Regions from separate parts of the Homo sapiens genome. Here all the other regions are linked to region 3. A link is a contact called in ENCODE Hi-C or POLR2A ChIA-PET data. All regions are on one chromosome and are shown on one strand. The core of a region is the stretch at or near the end of the contact, and the rest is flanking DNA. Distances in the headings are between cores, read along the strand shown.

Region 1 (4,109 bases), core at 552-3,051, 140 kb before region 3:
CACCATGTTGGCCAGGCTGGTCTCAAACTCCCAACCTCAGGTGATCCACCTGCCTCGGCCTCCAAAAGTGCTAGGATTACAGGCATAAGCCACTGCGCCTGGCCTTAAAATATTTTAAAAAATATTCTCCTTGCATAATGAGGTTTAAAAAAATGAAGCGTTTCCTAATTCAGAATGATACAAGGGTGTCACCTGAGGCCCAAGATGGATTGCATGCGTTGGAAAGTTCTCCCTCACCTGGGACGCCCCAGATCCTTTCTTCACCAGCACCTTCTTCAGAGACACAAGAGAGGCTGAGCATGGTGGCTGACACCTATAATCCCTACATATTAGAACGCTGAGGTGGGAGAATCACTTGAAGCCAGGAGTTTGAGAGCAGCCTGGGCAACATAGCAAGACCCTATCTCTACAAAAAAAATTTTTTTTAATTAGCCCAGCATGGTGGCATGTATGTAGTCCTAGAAACTCAGGAGGCTGAGGCAGGAGGATTGCTTAAACCCAGGAGGTCAAGGCTGCAGTGAGGCAAGACTGCACACTGCACACTCCAACCCGGGCAACAAGATAACTTCTATACACGTAGATGAGGCAGTTCCGCCTCTTTGCCTAAAGATTGTGGGAAGTGTGCAACTGCAATGATAAAAAGGACACTCTATGTGACAGCAAGATAAAATTGGCTCTCAGTCAACTGTGAAAGGCATTGCATGGGTGACAGATGAGTGTTATTAACAGAACAGATTATTTGCTTCTTTCTATTTCTGCAAATTATTCTTGTTAACTACAATCTAAACTCGTCTGTTTCCATGTTGTTGAGGAAGTTCTCTGTGTAGCCAAAATAGACACAAAACACTGTTGAAAATTGCACAATTGCTCAAATTCCTTGAGTAAAACATTTGGTACTCTTGAAATCTTCAAACTAGAGTCAAAGCCTATATTGCCTTGCCCAAGGTAACTGGTGTATGCATATGTGTGTGTGTGTGTGTGTGTGTGTGTGCGCGCGTGCGCATGCAAGTGCCTGCATGCAGCAAACAAGTTACATTTATTTCTGTAAAAAAGTAAATAATACTGAAGTGTAGAGTTGATATGACAGCTTTCCTACCCCAGCCTTATCCCAGTCCTTTCCTTTATCAGAAATAAACACCGCTATTAATGAGACATGTTTTCTACTGGGCCATTTTCTATGCATATATAGGCATACCCACATATATTACCTTTAGTATTAAGGCTTTGATATCATGTTTGGTGTTCTACAACTTGCTTTTCTCTAATATGCAAAAGTTTGTATTTTTATTGATAAATTACTGTGAGACACACACAGTTCAAAATGTTGTGTATGGCCAGGCAAAGTGGCTAATACCTCTAATCCCAGCACTTTGGGATGCTGAGGCGGGTGGATCACTTGAGCCCAGGAGTTCGAGACTACCCTGGGCAACATAGCAAGATCCCATCTCTACAAAAAAATAAAAATTAGCCAAGCACAGTGGTGCACTCCTGTATTCCCAGCTACAGTCCCAGGAGGCTGAGGTAGGAGGATCATTTGAACCTGGGAGGTCAAGGCTGCAATGAGCCATGATAATGCCACTGCACTCTACTCTAGATGATAGAGCAAGTCCCTGTCTCAAAAAAAAAAAAAAAAAAAAAACACAGTGCATGTATTGCCCCATTTAATTCTCATTAACAGCCCTAGGAGGCACATAATACTATCTTTCCGATTTTACAAATGGGGAAGTGGAAACTTAGAGCGCTTTAGGCGGCTTCTCCAAGGTCTGACAGACAGGAAGTTTCAGAAACATGATTTGAATCCAGACAGGCCCTCAGTGGTTACCCCTGAGCTATGTTGCTCTATCTTGCCATGTCACCACATATAGGTCTTTCTAATTGTTTTAGGTGCTGTGTGGTTTTTCAATAGAACAGACCAATCATAGTTTACATAACCATTCTTCCATGCTAGACATTTGTGTTGTTTCCAGTGCTTTATGACTCATGCCTCTTCTTGTACACACCTCTTCATGCACATGGGCAAATATTTCTCTGGAATAGATACCTGAAATTGGAACCACTGTGTCATAGGGCATGCATACCTAAAGTATTGACATATACCACTAAGTTCTTTTCAGAAAGGGCTCTGCCAATTTTCAGTTCCACCAACAGTAGGTATACACATAGATGGTTGGTATTATTAGCGAGAATAACCATCCTCACAAACTCTGATTGCTAGTGATTTTTAAGGTATTTTCTAAAGTGATAAGCAAAAAAAATTTTTTTGGCAAAAAATATTTTATTAATGGTTGTGACCTCTATTTCCTTCGTTTTTAATGAGATTAAAATCTTTTCATATATTTATTGGACTTTTTTCTTCAACTTCTGTAAATTGCTGTTATCTTTTGTTCAATTTTCTATTGATTGTTTTTATTTTTCTTATTGACTTGTTTTATATATATGTATACACACACACACACACACGTATATGTATATAATGATTAAAATTCTTTTCCTGGCCAAGCATGGTGGCTCATGCCTGTAATCCTAGCACTTTGGGAGGTCAAGGTGGGCAGATTGCTGTAGCCCAGAAGTTTGAGCCTGGGCAACATAGCGAAAATCTGTCTCTACAAAAAATACAAATAATTAGTTGGGTGCGGTGGTGCGTGCACCTGTAGTCCCCGATACTTGGGGGGCTGAGGTTAGAGGATCACTTGAACCCAGGAGGTCAAGGCTGCAGTGAGCTGAGATAATAGCACTGCATTGCAGCCTGGGTGACAAAGTGAGACCCTGTCTCAAAATAAATAAATAAATAAAAATGTTTTCAGAAAAATAAAACTCTTTTTCTGCTCTGCACATTGTAAATACTTTTTCTCAGTTCATCTGCTGTTAAGTTCACTTTTGGTGTCTTTGACTCAAGAAATGTTTAATTCTCATGAAAACAAATTCAATGGTCTTTTTGGGGGGAGTTCAGGGGTTAAGTCTCACTCCCCACTTTTAGAAAAACCTTTGTTCCTTACAACAAAAGTAAATATATAATACATGTTTATTGTAGACAATATAGGCACTACAGATAAATGAAAAGTAAAAGTAAAAATCAAGTATAAACCTATCCCTCAGTTACAAAGATTATTAATATTTTGGGTATTTCCTACTAGTACTTTAAACATAAGAACAGATATAATTCAATATTATGTATATTTAAAAACAGATATGGCCGGGTGCGGTGGCTCACGCCTGTAATCCCAGCACTTTGGGAGGCCGAAGCGGGCGGATCACGAGGTCAGGAGATCGAGATCATCCTGGCTAACACAGGTGAAACCCCGTCTCTACTAAAAATATAAAAAATTAGCCGGGCGTAGTGGTGGGCGCCTGTAGTCCCCACTACTCTGGAGGCTGAGGCAGGAGAATGGCGGGAACCCGGGAGGCGGAGCTTGCAGTGAGCGGAGGTCGCGGCACTGCGCTCCAGCCTGGGTGACAGAGTTAGACTCCCTCTCAAAATAAAATAAAATAAAATATAAAATAAAATAAAATAAAATAATAAAATAAAATAATAAAATAAAATAATAAATAAAATAAAATAAAATAAAATAAAATAAAATAAAATAAAATAAAATAAAATAAAAACAGATCTGATATGATTAGGCTTTGTGTTCTCACCCAAATCTCATCTTGACTTGTAATCCCCAGGCGTTAACGGAGAGACCTGGTAGGAGGTGATTGGATTATGGGGGCAGTTCCCCCGTGCTGTTTTCATGATAGTGAGTTCTCATGCGATCTGACGGTTTTAAAGAGTAGTTTTTCCTGTGCTTACACGTGCTCTCTCCCTCTCCCCACACCCCCGGCCTCACCTGCTGCCACGTAAGACGGCTTGTTTCCCCTTCTGCCATGATTGTAAGTTTCCTGAGGCCTCCCCAGTCATGTGGAACCGTGGGTCAGTTACACCTCTTTCCCTTATAAATTACCCAGTCTAGGGAAGTTCTTTATAGCAGCATGAGAACAGACTAATATAAGATCACTTTTTTATATTTATTTTTTATTTATTTATTTATTTGAGACGGAGTTTTGCTCTTGTTGCCCAGGCTGGAGTGCAATGGCACAATCTCGGCTCACCGCAACCTCCACTTCCTGGG
Region 2 (4,788 bases), core at 1,113-3,612, 210 kb before region 3:
ATTAATTGAAGAAAAAAATTGAACCAGAGCATGTTGAACTCATTAATTATTAAATCATTAAAATAGATACAGCAGACAACCCTGTACTGAATAGCTGTGACCCAAATCCTCTGTGTGTTTTAGAAACATCTCTCATGTGTGTTATAACAACCCCAGTGTCAGAGTGCCTCGTTGCTAAAGTGGCTTTCTTAAAGCCCAAGCCATGGAAAATCACTAATAAAAGCATAAATGAAAGAAAAATGTGTAATTAAGAAACTCAGATGCCCCAACTCAATTGAAGTAGAAAATAATCTGAAGACATCGCTTTCCTTAGGCTTATTATCTTTAATTGGCTTCCTCCTTTGTTGTGGATGGCCATATAGACTCAGGAGAGAGGCAAAGTGCTAACTTCATGTCTCCTGCAGGCCGCAGCACCAGCTCCTGGGGCTCCTGTTGTTCCTGTTCTATAAAAAGGAGGCAGCCGGGCACGGTGGCTCACGCCTGTAATCCCAGCACTTTGGGAGGCCGAGGCGGGTGGGTCACCTGAGGTCAGGAGTTTGAGGCCAGCCTGGCCAACATGGTGAAACATGGTCTCTACTAAAAATACAAAAATTAGCTGGGTGTGATAGTGGGTGCCTGTAATCCCAGCTACTCGAGAGGCTGAGGCAGGAGAATTGCTTGAACCTGAGAGATGGAGGTTGCAGTGAGCCGACACCATGCCACAACACTCCAGCCTGGGTAACAGAGTGAGACCCTGTCCCCCCCTAAAAAAAAAAAAAGGAGATAATAAAACCTTTTCTCTGAAAGAGAAAAGCACTTAACCTGCTGTCCACTAATAGTGTCTAGTTGTAAATACTCATTATCAGTAAGTCCTTACAACTGACTGAAGTCAGCATACTTTTCAGAAAAACGGTGAGCCAGATGTTTCTAAACTTCCAAAGGGCAGAGCCAGGCTCTCAAAAGGATGAAGTGGGTGGCTACCCACTAATACCCACAAATTACCTGATTCCTATTTAACAGGTAATTTGAACAGCACAGGGTAGAACATCCTGCCCAAAGTATCTTTTTCACTCTACGTACTTGCAGTTCCACCATTAGAAATGCATTCCTGGACAGATGTGGTGGCTCACGCCTGCAATCCCAGCACTTTCAGAGGCCGAGGCAGGTGGATCACTTGAAGCCAGGAGTTGGAGACCAGCCTGGCCAACATGGTGAAACCCCATCTCTACCAAAAAATACAAAAAATTAGCCAGGCATGGTGGCACACGCCTGTAGTCCCAGCTACTCAGGAGGCTGAGGCAGGAGAATTGCTTCAACCTGGGAGGCAGAGGTTGCAGTGAGCCTAGATTGTGCCACTGCACTCCAGCCTGGGTAACAGAGTGAGACTATCTTAAAACAAAACAAAATGAAATGCATTTCTTTGAGTCCTGTGGAGTCCCCCTTCAAAATGCAAATACTTTCACATCAGCTCTCTGCATAGGCAGTAAGTTTGAAGCTGGGTTATTAGAATGATGCCTAGAAGTCTCTCCCAGAGTCAGGGGGTATCGGAGGCTTCTCAGGAGGGAGACACAGACCTTCTTGCCTAGAACCAGCCCTATGGATCTAAGGGCTGGAAGACTTCCAGGTCAACATAACCCACAGAAACAAGCCCACGCTGACAATCTACCTTCAAACAGCAAGGAAATCTCAACTCTGGCTGGGTTCTCCCTGACATCACATCCTTCCCTACCTGAAAACAGCAGTTTCCCAACAAACAGCAGCTACCCATCAAAGCAGACCAGTGACTCCATAGCAGCTTTTCGGTCTTCTGGTGCACAGCCCTGCAGACCCACAGAGCTGGGGCTCTGGCAGTACTTAGATGCAGACATAGCTTTCCAGGCAGGACACCTGAGACTTTTCCTTCCTCTGAACCCCAGAGGACTGGCTTTTTTTTTTTCTTTTTAATAATATTGTCATTACAGATTTGCTAATCTTTTCTATGGAGCATTAGTCAGTATTCTGCTCTCATTAAGGATGCCAAGGTCCTAATGCCTTTTCCCCTTTACAAAATAACTTAGCCATGTTCACATTCTCTTAGCATGTAATTTACCATCCCCTAAGGCCCAAGGCCATTCTTATGAGCCCTGGGCATGAGGAGATTTTCTTTTTTTTTTTTGGGATGGAGTCTCGCCCTGTCGCCCAGGCTGAAGTGCAATGGCGTGATCTCAGTCATGGCATGAGCCACTGCACCCAGCAGAGGAGATTTTCATAACAGGAAACAATTCATGTGTATTTAATCTGCAGATTGCATGGAGTGGGGGTGGGGTTGTGGCAAAGAAGGAACAAACAAATTGCAAATGTTTAGATATCTTCTGCACCCACAGCCACTTCAGACGTAGACAATCTGCGTCCTACCCTCTTCAGAGAATCATCTCAGAGATTAATAGCATTAGGACTTTGAACTCTGAGCAAGGGCTTAGTCACCCAACCATGTTGCAAAAAGTAGTGAGAGTGTCCTCTGAATTAAGGTGATAAGAAAAACTTACCACCAGCCTTCCCCTAACAGTTGTCCGTAATGTCCCTTTCAGAAACTTCTGAGTTTTTCTACCTCTCTCTGTGTCTGATGTTGCTTACTTGTTTTACTTGACAAACTTAATGAATTGAACATACTTTTAAAATTTGTATTTATTTTGAGACAGGATTTCACTGTGTCACCCAGGCTGGAGTGCTGTGGCACGATCATGGCTCACTGCAGCCTTGATCTCCCACGATCAAGTGATCTTCCTGCCTTAGCAGTCCACCCTATTCTCCCTCCCCACTTCCCACCAAGTAGCTGGGAATACAAGGCATGTACCACCATGCCTAGCTACACAGGGAGTTTCACTGTGTTGTCCAGACTGGTCTTGAACTCCTGGGCTCAAGCAGTCCTCCCACCTCAGGCTCCCACAGTGCTGGGATTACAGGCGTAAACCACCATGCCTTGTCTATGCTTTTTTTTTTTTTTTTTTTAAGATGGAGTCTCGCTCTGTTGCCCAGGCTGGAGTGCAGTGGCATGATCTCGGCTTACTGCCACCTCTGCCTCCCAGGTTCAAGCTGTTCTCCTGCCTCAGCCTCTCTAATAGCTGGGATTACAGGTACATGCCACTGAGCCCAACTAATTTTTATATTTTTAGTAGAGACAGGGTTTTGCCATGTTGGCCAGGATGGTCACGAACTCCTGACCTCAAGTGATCCACCCATCTCAGCCTCCCAAAGTGCTAGGATTATAGTTGTGAGCCACTGCACCCGGCCTATGCTATTTTTAGTAGTAATTAAACTGCTTTTTGCTGACCATCCCTTCATTTCTTTCCTCCTTATGGATCTGTAGGGAAAAAGTTCCCATAATGACAAAGTCAAATTAGAAGGGACTCCTTTGCGTGAGAAGACAATAAAAAGTCAAATAACTCTATTCTCAAGAACTGCCAGGGAAAAGTCACTCATAGGGACAACAACTCCTTTGTAAATTCATCCTCACCAGCTGCACTCACTCAACAGAGTCTGGTCTTTTAGCCAAATACAGGCTCCTCCCCTCCACCAGGATTATTTTAAATTTCCCTCTTCTCCTTCGCAGCTGTTGACTTGCTTCCTCATGCAATTAAACATCCAAACCCATCCAGATCTGGGCCACCTGCTCCTCTTTCCCTTCGTTTAGCACCAAAGTTGATGACAGTCCCTTTTTGTCTTCCTATGCCCTATCCTCTGTCCCAGCATGTTCACAGGATACTCACTCTGTTCATTTTCTTCCCTTCCTTCTCCTCTCCTCTCCTCCCCTCCTCTCCCCTTCCTTCTCTTCCCTTTTCTTCCTTTCCCTCCCCTTCTCTTCCTTTCTGTTCTCCAGCCAATTTCTCCCTCTCAACTTGTTCAATAGACAGATAAGGGGATTAATCCCTTTATCCATAACACATGTAATACATGTTGCAAATTATTTCCTCCAAGTCATTTACCTGTCTTTTGACTTTATTTATGGTGGGGTTATTTTTTAGTTTGCTTATTGTACTTTTTGTCATGCAAAATTTCTTCATTTTATTGTGTGCGTGCGTGTGTGTGTGTGTGTGTGTGTGTGTGTGTGTGTGTGATTTTTTTTTTTTTTAAGACGAAGCCTTGCTTTGTCACCCAGGCTGGAGTGCAGTGGCGCGATCTCGGCTGACTACAACCTCGGCCTCCCAGATTGAAGCAATTCTCCTGCCTCAGCCTCCCAAGTAACTAGGATTACAGGCGCCTGCCACCATGCCTAGCTAATTTTTATATTTTTAGTAGAGATGGGGTTTCACCTTGTTGGCCAGGCTAGTCTCAAACTCCTGACCTCAGGTGAGCTGCCTGCCTTGGCCTCCCAAAGTGCCAGGATTACAGGTGTGAGCCAACATGCCTGGCCTCTTCTTTTTAAATTATCACATTTATTAATCTTTTATTACATCTCAACTTTGAGTTAGAAATACCTTTTTCCACCCACAAGATATAAAGGAATTCATACGTTTTCTTCTATAAAACATGATGGCATAGTTATTGATAGCACTATGAAAATGATGCAGTACCAAAAATAAGTGAGAAATAATTTGTGGGATTTCCACTGCAATTTAATCAGAAGTAAAATATAAACAGAGATGCCCCAGAGGCAAATTTGGTATGCCTTTGATCAGAGATTTGAACAAGCAGAGCTGATGCCAGGTCAAACCATGAGTTAGGTATTCAAAAAGACCCAGAGGAAGCTGAAACAGGGAGTTGAGAAAGACATAGGCATCTGGAATTGACAGAATATAAATGCAGGTGAGGCTGACCACGAGAGCAGGGAGA
Region 3 (4,217 bases), core at 74-2,573:
CCTGAATATATCACTTAGGAAAGTTAATGATACCCTGTTTTCCTGATTTGTAAAAGGCAGATAACGTTGAATATAACTTTACACAACTTAGGTAAATCACATATCAAAAGTCTGCTTGTCAAAAATTAGAGATGCTGGCTGGGCACGGTGGCTCACACCTGTAACCCTAGCACTTTGGGAGGCCAAGGTGGGTGGATCATTTGAGCCCAGGAGTTTGAGAACAGTCTAGACAACATGGTGAAGCTCGGTCTCATTATGTTAAAAACAATTTTAAAAAATTAGAGATGTTAGGCCTGGCATGGTGGCTCATGCTTGTAAACCCAGTGCTTTGGGAGGCCCAGAGGGTCACCTGAGGCCAGAAGTTCAAGACCAGTCTGGGCAACAAAGCGAGACTCTGTCTCTACAAAAAAATAAATAAATAAAAAATAAAAATAAAAACTAGGGGCTGTGGTGGTGCTTGCCTATAGTCTTAGGTAATCAGGAGGCTGAGGTGGAAGGATCGCTTGAGCCCAGGAGTTTGATGCTCCAGTGATCCGTGATTGTGCCACTGCACTCCAGCCTGGGCGACAGAGTGAGTCCCTGTCTCAAAAAAAAAAAAAAAAAAAAAAAAAATCACATGCCAAATATGCTCTGATAGGATTTGGAATTTTCCACATTAAAAAGAAAGAAAGAAAAAAAGGCCAGGCGCAGTGGCTCATGCTTGTAATCCCAGCACTTTGGGAGGCCGAGGCCGGTGGATCACCTGAGGTCTGGAGTTCGAGACCAGCCTGACCATGGAGAAACCCCATCTCCACTAAAAATACAAAATTAGCCAGGTGTGGTGGTGCATAACTGTAATCCCAGCTACTCGGGAGGCTGAGACAGGAGAATCGCTTGAACGCGGGAGATGGAGGTTGTGGTGAGCCGAGATCGCACCATTACACTCCAGCCTGGGCAATAAGAGAGAGACTCTGCCTCAAAAAAAAAAAAAAAAGAGAGAGAGAAAGCTCTGCCTGTTTACCCGATCCTAAGCTGAATGTTGCTAAGCTGAATGTCGCATCTGTGCCTGAGCTGGGTGGGTAAGCATGAACTGCTGAGCCTGGGGTGGTGGAGAAGACCTGGATTCCCTGTGGCTGTCCTGTCAAGATGAGAAAGATGTGCAGCAAAGAGACTGCGGCCGATAATCTTATGAACTTTTTTCTGACAATAAATTGCTAATTACTGTTCTTACTAATTCCAAGCTAAGGGCCATTCTCAATTGGTGTAGGATTGAGCGTATACATAATCACATAACCGAGACTTCCGCAGTAGAAGCTGAGACGCGCGCGCCACCTAGAGGGAGCCTTGTGTGCCGGGGGAGTGTGGGCCGTCAGGGAAGCAGGTTCTCTCTGCCTCTACTCGCTGTGCGTGCCATTACCAAGGTGCCTGAAGGTCTAATTCTTTCTTTCCCCATCTGTAAAATGAGGATAATAATCACTATGACAGATGGCTGCAGTAAAGTTTAATGCGACCATGCCTGTAAGGCATCGATAATGTGCCCCAAATCGTCTAAGTTTTCAGGAAATAAACAGCAGCAATTATAACACATGCAAGCCATGAACCCAAGTAGGTCATCTGCGCTGAACAAACCCTTTCATCGAGTATCGTTGACTTCTGGCTTCAGGTGCGACATACACACTCTGCACCAAAAGGTGAAGAATTCTGGCCACACTCAGTGGCTCACGCCTGTGATCCCGGCCCTTTGGGAGGCCGAGGCGGGAGGATCGCTTGAGCCCAGGAATTCAAGACTAGCCTGGGCAACATAGTGAGACCCTGTCTCTATTAAAAATAAATAAATAAATAAATAAATATTTTTTTTAAAAAAAGGTGAAGAATTCTGAACTACATAATCTCCTGTTACCCTTTGAATCTCTTCATCTACCTCAGAAATGCTGCGTGTGTTTGCAACACATCATCATAGAAACAGGCATCATGACCGTTTAAGTGTAGGGCTTTCCAGGATGGCAGAGGCATTATTAGAGGGCAGATTAATTGCTGTCATCTCAGTGTGCAGGAGCTTGAAATGCTGTGTGCATGTGCTGCCATCTTGTGGTACCTTGGGGGAACATGTATCTGATTATTCTGGAGTCGCTAGCTGACTGGGTGAGTTCTAACCTTTTTGAGCAGGGTTACATGTTACATACATATACACGGTACATAGGCACCCATAAAGCCACACCAAAAATGGTGTCCCAGACAGTGGGTTATTTCACCCATCAAATTATTCACAGGTTACTCTAAGTGTGGGAGAAGAGAGGACAAGGCACATCCGTGCCTAAGGAGGAAACACATGCCCCTTTGCAGACCCGGGGGGCTGTCCTGTGGAGGGAGGCCCTGTTTCCTAAGTGCTTCCGAGGGAAGCAGATCTAGGAAACTGAAGGCCTTAGAGATTCAGCTCAAGATGTACCAACTCTAGACTGAACTCCTCAGTTCTGCTGGTGTGCCAGCACTGCTCGCTCCCAGCCCCTCAACACACACCTTAACTCATTCTCTGGAAAGCTACACACATTCCAAGTAAGAGCGTGGCAGTGTCAGTCCCCAGGCTGCTCTGGACATTCACACACTGAAGGGCATTGGGGTTGTGTCCAGTTTGGGACTATTATGCATAAATCAGCTATAAACACTTGTCTACGGGCTTTCGTGTGAACTAAGTTCTCATTTCTGTTGGCTAATTCCGAGAACAGTTAAGTATTAGGTCATATGGTAGTTGCATGTTTAGCTTTTATTTTTTTTTTTTTCTTTCTGAGATGGGTTCTTGCTTTGTTGCCCAGGCTGGAGTGCAGTGACATGATCATAGCTCACGGTTGTCTCTAATTCGTGGGCTCAAGTAATCCTCCTTCCTCAGCCTCCAGAGCAGCTGGGAGGCCACCACACCTGGCTTATTTTTAAAAGTTTTTGTAGAGATAGGGGGTCTCCCAATGTTACCCAGGCTGGTCTCAAACTCCTGGGCTTAAACAATACTCCCACCTTGGCCTCCGAAAGTGCTGGGATTACAGGCATGAGCCACTGTGCTCGGCTGCATGTTTAATTTTGTTGTTGTTGTTTTGAGATGGAGTCTTGCTCTGTCACCCAGGCTGGAGAGCAGTGGCACAATCTCGGCTCAGTTCACTGCAACCTCCTCCTCCCAAGTTCAAGCGATTCTCCTGCCTCAGCCTCCCAAGTAGATGGGATTACAGGCAGGTGCCACCATGCCCAGCTAATTTTGTCTTTTTAGTAGAGACAGGGTTTCACCATGTTGGCAAAGCTGGTCACCAACTCCTGACCTCAGGTGATCCACCCGCCTCAGCCTCCCAAAGTACTGGGATTACAGGCGTGAGCCACTGTGCCCGGTCTTTTTACACTGTTTTTGTCTGGCTTTGGTATGAGGGTAATACCTGCTTTCTGGAATGAGTTGGGAAGGGTTCCTTTTCCTTCTATTTTCTGTAGAGTTGGTCTTAACTCCCCTTTAAATCTTTAATAGAATTCTCCAGTGAAACAATCTGGGTTGGAGATTTCTTTTTCAGGAAGTTAACTAAAAATTCAATTTTCTAATAGTTATGCAGCTATCCAAATTACCTATTTCAATTAGGTGAGTTGCGGTAGTTTGTACTTTACAAGGAATTGGTCCATTTAATCTAAGTTATCAAATTTATGTATGCAGAGTTGTTTGTAGCATTTCGTTATCCTTTTGATGTCCGCAGCGTCTGTAGTGATTTCCTCTGTTTCACTCCTGATATTGGTAACTGTGTACTATAATTTCTAAAATCTATAAGCGATATTAGTAATTTTTTTCTTCGTCAGTCTTGTCAGAGCTTGGTCAGTTTTACAGATCTTTTCAAAGAACACACTCTTGACTCCACCAACTTTTTCTAATGTTATTCTGTTTTTCATTTCATTGATTTCTGCTCTTTATTATTTCCTTTCTTGTGCTGGTTTTAGGCTTATTTTGCTCTCTTTTTTTAAGTTCTTCTTTTTTTTAAATAACATAAATATTGATGAGATCTCACTGTGTTGCCCAGGCTGGTCTTAAACTCCTGGGCTCAAGTGATTCTCCTGCCTCAGCCTTCCAAAGTTCTGGGATTACAGGCATGAGCCACTGTATTTGGTCGTTTTTCTAAGTTCTTGAAGGAGAGTTTAAGTTTTTCATTTGAGACTTTTCCTCTTTTCTGAGGTATGCATTTAGTGCTACAAATTTTCCTCTTAGCCTTGCTTTAACTGTT

Evidence for each region. Hi-C counts contacts between places; a loop is a spot of excess contacts on that map. ChIA-PET counts read pairs that join two places held with the same protein, here RNA polymerase II (POLR2A). Pooled maps may share reads with other maps.
Region 1: a pooled map shows a loop between it and region 3 (4-fold over the local background). The contact joins two enhancer-like sites. A Hi-C loop is called at or near these places in 6 of 50 pooled maps. POLR2A ChIA-PET finds 5 or more read pairs at or near these places in 2 of 52 experiments (GM12878 and activated CD4-positive, alpha-beta T cell).
Region 2: a loop to region 3 is called in a pooled map, with 4 times the contacts of the local background. The contact joins two enhancer-like sites. A Hi-C loop is called at or near these places in 6 of 50 pooled maps. POLR2A ChIA-PET finds 5 or more read pairs at or near these places in 8 of 52 experiments (GM12878, HepG2, OCI-LY7 and 5 more).

Annotation. Positions count from the first base shown.
Region 1 is chr20:5,672,168-5,676,276 of GRCh38, reverse strand. No RefSeq gene overlaps it. Among named protein-coding and RNA genes, the nearest start is that of GPCPD1, 63 kb to the right of the region's middle. Within about 2 kb of position 1,801, at least 6 of the 41 ENCODE cell types and tissues checked have a DNase peak (open chromatin) inside an H3K27ac peak, as active enhancers do.
Region 2 is chr20:5,735,050-5,739,837 of GRCh38, reverse strand. No RefSeq gene overlaps it. Among named protein-coding and RNA genes, the nearest start is that of SHLD1, 13 kb to the left of the region's middle. Within about 2 kb of position 2,362, at least 7 of the 41 ENCODE cell types and tissues checked have a DNase peak (open chromatin) inside an H3K27ac peak, as active enhancers do.
Region 3 is chr20:5,526,922-5,531,138 of GRCh38, reverse strand. No RefSeq gene overlaps it. Among named protein-coding and RNA genes, the nearest start is that of LINC01729, 19 kb to the right of the region's middle. RefSeq lists enhancers at 1,029-1,098, 1,738-2,279. Within about 2 kb of position 1,323, at least 2 of the 41 ENCODE cell types and tissues checked have a DNase peak (open chromatin) inside an H3K27ac peak, as active enhancers do.